Linked DNA regions of Homo sapiens: region 1 is linked to region 2. Evidence: read pairs that join two places in POLR2A ChIA-PET (ENCODE). Cell type or tissue: IMR-90. All regions are shown on one strand. Each heading gives the region's core, and the rest is flanking DNA. Links, peaks and the distances in the headings are about the cores only.

Region 1 (2,932 bases), core at 154-2,653, 540 kb after region 2:
ACTCGCAAAAATGTTAAGATCAGATAAGAAAAAAAACTAGAGAGGGCATAAAAAGAGTAACTTTGAAAACAGTTAAGAGGAAAGTAAATTTGCAGATAGGAGAGAGTATATCAAACTTCTTTAAGTTAACTCAAGTCTCCAGATCCAGACAGATTACATACAAGATAGCAGAAAAACTCAGATGTAACTGCAAAACTGCTCTGAGCAATGTTATGTAACCCTGGAGAATGGGAAGGTTACCAGATGATTGGTGATAGGCAAATATTGCCCCAGATTTAAAAACTGGGATCATTGTGAACCACCATGGGTTCACTAAGAATAAATGTTTCTAAATAATTCTCAGCTCCTTTTGGACTGACTTGCTAGGTTGGTACATTTGGGGAATACCATAGTATGGGATCATTTCAGGAAAGTATTTGACAAGTCTCTTACAGTATCCTTGGGAAAGAAAGAAAGAAATCAGACGGCAGTAGTTCGGTAGCTTTGTAGCTGATTTAACTGACTTACCCCCAAATTCGTGGATTTGTGCCAACATGAAAGGGGCTAGGTCTTCTATGATTTGCAACCAATCTTGGTTTTCACAGCACTTCACACGTAACTCTACTATAGCAATTATCACACTCCATTACAGTTTTATAATTACATGTCTATTATTCCCTATAGCCTGTGAGCTCCCTGAAGGAATGATTAGCTTTTTTTTTTTTTTTTTTTTTTTTTTTTTTTTTCTGAGACAGAGTCTTGCTCTCTCGCCAGGCTGGAGTGCAGTGGCACAATCTCGGCTCACTGCAACCTCTGCCTCCCGGGTTCAAGCGATTCTCCTGCCTCAGCCTCCAGAGTAGCTGGGACTACAGGCACGCACCACCACACCCAGCTAATTTTTGTGTTTTTAGTAGAGATGAGGTTTCACCATGTTGGACAGGATGGTCTCAATCTCTTGACATGGTGATCTGCCCACCTCGGCCTCCCAAAGTGCTGGGATTACAGGCGTGAGCCACTGCGCCCAGCTGGAATGATTACATTTTATCCATCTTGTTATTTCTAGCAGGGAGCCTGAGATTAGCACAGAGTAGACAGTCTGATACATGTTTACATATTTTAATTGAATTAAAAAGTTGAAGAAATTATTTTAATATTTACAGATGTCTCAAAGCTGAAAGGAATTGCTAATATGTTGGATGATAAAAGAAAAAAAGCCAAAAAGTTCTTGACAAGCTGGAACAATGAGCCAGCACTTACACAATGAAATTTAATAGAGATATAAGTAATGTCTGGTACTTGGAATAAAAAAAAAATCAGCTGAAGAACACAATGGGAAAGACATGACTAAAAACAGCTGGATGTTTTGACAGCTTATCCAACATGGGCCAGTAGGGTGCTATGATTCGTGTTGTTGGCATGAAAAGAAAAAGCAAACCTAAAAAGAGATGAATATCACTGGTCAGACCACATCTATAGCATCATGCTTCTAGGCACATATTTTACAAGGGACCCCACAATTTAATACTTCTCCAGGAGACAAGGAGGATCGTGATAGACCTGGAGACCACATCATAGGAAAAATAGTTGAAGAAATGGAAGATAATTAGATTGAAAAGTGATCCTTCAGAATACATGACACCTAAATTCATGTTTCCCAATTACTATCTAGGGGAGCTGTACTATTTGTTAGTGTGGCTCCACAAGGCAGAGCTAAGATTATTTTAACAAAGAAACAGAGAGTTGCATTTTAGTAAATTATAATGAATGATAATAATGAAAACTCTTCAAACATGGCATATATACATACTTTCTGAGACTGACTTCCTCACCATGCAAGTACTCAGTTTGGGACTGTTCAGTTCAGTCACATGCCAGAGATTTGAAAACAGCAAATTCCTATTTGGTGTAACAGGTTTGAGCAAGAAATGTCTGATTTAACAAATATGGTTTCATATTCTTTTATGAGATAAAAACTGCTGGAAGGTAGAATGCTATTATAAGACTCATTTCTGAAGGAGACTGCATACCCAACTTTCCTGACACTGCTTCTGAGAAGGACAGGTTAGACCACTGCCCACTGCAGCAAATGCACCCATAGCCCACTCTGAGTTCCAGAGTGATGGTAGAAAATCTGGAAAACACTGCCTTGTCTCATGTGGGGCAGAGTTTCAAGACAGCAGAAGGCAAGGGAGATCAGAAACATCACCTTGTTATTCAGGTAAACTGTAAAAGTATATAAAAATATATAAGCCATCAAGAACAATGAATTTATAAGCTTTATTCCCACTCTCTTTGTATACTGACTCCCAGATTCATTGACTCATTTAGTACAATTTTATCAGCAAAAAAAATTTTAAAAATGACTACTTAACTAATGGATAATGTATATTTAATATGCGATTTTCTAATCATCCTTCAAATACCTTCAATAGCCAGCTACATCATGAGAGATATATCTGCATGTTTAAGATTAATTCAAATTATAAGGAGAATTCAAAAGTGAATTAAAATGTGACTTACAGCCAGTAAAATACAAGCAAGTCAATTTTTCAATGCATCTTGACTAAATGTAAAATATCATCTGTTTTTGTGACAAACAAGTCTGTATCATTAATCATATGCTTCCAGCTGCAACAGCTCGCATTCAAATTAAAACCATGAAATAGCATCACAGTGTCAAGATTCACGCAAACTGATCTTTTAACAGATTGTGAGGGAAAAAAAAACATACATTAAAAGAAGAATCTGGAGAAAATGTTACACAATAAAAACATCTGAAAGAGCTTAAGCACACAAGATAGAATTCTGGTTTTTGAACTGTATTGGAATTAAATGTTAAACAAAACTCACAGCCTGCTCTTAAACAACGAACACATCATAAAAAATAATTCTTTTTATAGCCACAGGGCTGAGAGTTTTGCTGTTTATATCTATCCCAGCATACAAATCCATA
Region 2 (2,932 bases), core at 123-2,622:
TCTGTCTGTTTCTCTTTTTTGTTAACCTGACTAAAGGTTTATCAGTTTTAATGCTCTTTTCAAAGAACAGCTTTTGGTTTTGTTTATTTTTCTTTACCAATTTCCTATTTACAATTTCATTGATGTTTACTATAATTTTTTTTATCTTCTTCTTGCCTTAGGTTTATGTTGCCCTTTTTTTTTTTCTAGTTTCCTGTGGTGGAAGCTTAGATTATTGAATTTAGTTAGACCTTTCTTCTTTTCTAATATATGCATTCAGAGCTATAAGTTTTTCTCTAAGCACTGTTTTTGGTGCATCCCACAAATTTTGAACATTGTATTTTCATTTTCATTTAGTTCAAAATATTTTAAAATTTTTCTTGAGACTTTTTTGACCCATGAGTTATTTAGAAGTGTATTGTTTGATCTCCAAGTAATTGGAGATTTTCTAGTTTTCTGTTACTGATTTCTAGTTTAATTCCATTGCTGACTGAGAGCTTGCATTGTGTGGTTTCTATTCTTTTAAATTAGTTAAGGTATGTTTTATGTCCCAGAATGTGGCCCATCTTGGTGAATGTTTCACTTGAGTTTGAGCAGAATGTGTCTTTTGCCATTGTTAGATAAAGCAGTTGACAGATGCCAGTTATATCCAGTTAATTGATTGTGCTGTTTACTTCAACCATATTCTTAACTGATACTCTGTCTACTGGCTCTGTCAATTACTATTCGAAGAATGTTGAAGTGTCCCACAATAATAATGCATTTCTCCTTGTAGTTTCATCAGTGTTTGCATAGCATATTTTGACATTTTCTTGTTAGGTACATACACACTAACGATTGTTACATCTTGTTGGAGAACTGACCCCTTTATCACTATCACCTTCTTCATCCCTGATAATTTTTCTTGTTCTGGAGTCCCGTTTGTCTGAGATTAATTTAGCTGTGGAAGCAAGATTTGACTAGTGTTAACATGCTATGTCTTTTTCCATCCCTTTACTTTTAGTCTGTGTCTTTATAATTAAAAATGGGTTTCTTTTCAGTAATATGTAGTTGTGTCTTATTTTTTAATCTACTCCGATAACTCTCTTTTAATTGGTATATTTAGACTATTTGCATTTAAAGTGATTATTGATATCATTAATATTAATGTCTATTGTGCTCATATCATCTGCATTCCCTCTCCCTTTTTGGAATGATTTTTCTTTTGCTTTGTAAGCATTTTTTATGTATCCTACAGATTAGTCTTTTATCTACTATATGTTTTACTTATTATCTCTGATTTTTCCTTTATATGAATTTGTTGTTCAGAAATTATTTTTCATTCCTAGTTTGTGGATATTTTGCCTTAATTTGGAAGACTTTAACCACTCAAAAGTTATTAAAACAAACCTCTTTTATACATTATCTCAGTATTTTTTTACACACAGATACACATACATTGCATTTGTATATACGTATGTCTGTGTTTGTGTGTGTGTGTGTGTGTGTGTGTGTATATGCGTTGATTTTTAAATCCATCTGGAATTCTTTGGTACATGATGTAATTCTTTTAGAAAGGGATTCAGACATTATGCTTCCATGAAAGGATGGCCAGTTGTCTCAATATTATTTATTGAATAGCCCACCTTTTCACCACTGATTTAAAATTGTATTTTTATTATGTAATAAATCTACAGATCTGCATAGTCTGCTTTTGTACTCTGATCTGTACTATTTGTTTAATGTATATGTCTGTGCCTGGGCATATACAGGTATTTTAATTACAGTAGTCTGTTACCTGGCAAGGAAATCTTACTTTATTATTGTTTTTCAAATTTCCTTGGTTATTTTTTATGAATTTTTTCTTCTCATGAGACTCACCTAATTTTATAAAAATTCTATTAGGATTTGTATTACTATTGTATTTAATTTATAAGTTAATAATTGACATCTTTGTGGTAAATTGTTTCCAGTTATTAATAACACATGTCAAAGGATAGCAACACAGTTTCTTCCATTAAGGCATTCCAAGCCAGTAGACGTATTCTTCTGTGGCCAAGGTAGCTCAATGATTTGACCTTCTTAAATGTGAACATTTCATATGTTCCTTGTGTTTTGTAATATAATTACTGTCATCACCATGACATCTTTATTTCTTATTCTTCTCTCATGTATATTTATTTTGATAACCTGTTGCTATAAATGTAGATACATTTCTTTCTCCTTTACATTTTCCGTCACACCCTCCGGTTTCTTTGTTAGCATCCTCCAGTATCTTGCCCACATTCTCCTACTTATTACTCTTCAATTCCATTTCAGAGTCTGTTACGTGAACATAATTACCCTTATCCCTCTTGCACAAATCTTTCTTTAATCTGTTGGATGACTCTGAAAGGATTAGTTTCAGTTTGGGGCTTGAGCTGTGTCCAGACACACAACTGCTATTAGTTCCTACCATAGTTCTACCTGGTTCAGAAGAATGAGAAAAATAATCCTTACTTTTTCCTCCTCTATGAGCAGGAGGTGCTTACTTTTTACTGATTTGACCAGCTGAACATTTTAAGATAATATTCAGTACTGTAGATGAAGATTAGAAATTACTGCAAAAACTTTAAGTGAGAATAAAAGAATTTATGGTGTTCTAAAGAGATTTTAAACAAATTATCTTCACTATTGTTTTCTCTAATTTAAACAAAGCATTTGTGGGTTCTTTTCTTTTACTTTTACTCAGTCTGTCTTTCCAGAATGTTAAAATGGTCCCTTAGGCTGGGCTCGGTGTCTCACATCTGTTATCCCAGTGCTTTGGGAGGCCGAGGCAGGAGGATTGCTTGAGCCCAAGAGTTCAAGACCAGCCTAGGCAACATGGTGAAACCATATCCCTATAAAAAAAAACAAAAAATTAGCCGAGTGGGATGGTGTGTGCCTCTAGTTCCAGCTACTCAGGAGGCTGAGGTGGGAGGATCGCTTGAGCCAA

The links. ChIA-PET counts read pairs that join two places held together with the same protein. Peaks named below come from ENCODE experiments on the same cell type or tissue, not always from the same donor. Only the 100,000 strongest peaks of a DNase experiment are listed, where the experiment ranks them.
Region 1: POLR2A ChIA-PET joins it to region 2 with 10 read pairs; 2 of 35 experiments call an interaction of 5 or more read pairs at or near these places.

The regions. Positions count from the first base shown.
Region 1 is chr5:54,133,877-54,136,808 of GRCh38, forward strand. The region is part of intron 3 of ARL15 (ARF like GTPase 15); the gene reads right to left. Among named protein-coding and RNA genes, the nearest start is that of ARL15, 180 kb to the right of the region's middle. In IMR-90, for the core only: no CTCF peak of the experiment used is centred there; no DNase peak of the experiment used is centred there; H3K27ac peaks cover 133 bases.
Region 2 is chr5:53,593,427-53,596,358 of GRCh38, forward strand. All of the region lies in intron 1 of NDUFS4 (NADH:ubiquinone oxidoreductase subunit S4), which reads left to right. Among named protein-coding and RNA genes, the nearest start is that of NDUFS4, 34 kb to the left of the region's middle. In IMR-90, for the core only: no CTCF peak of the experiment used is centred there; no DNase peak of the experiment used is centred there.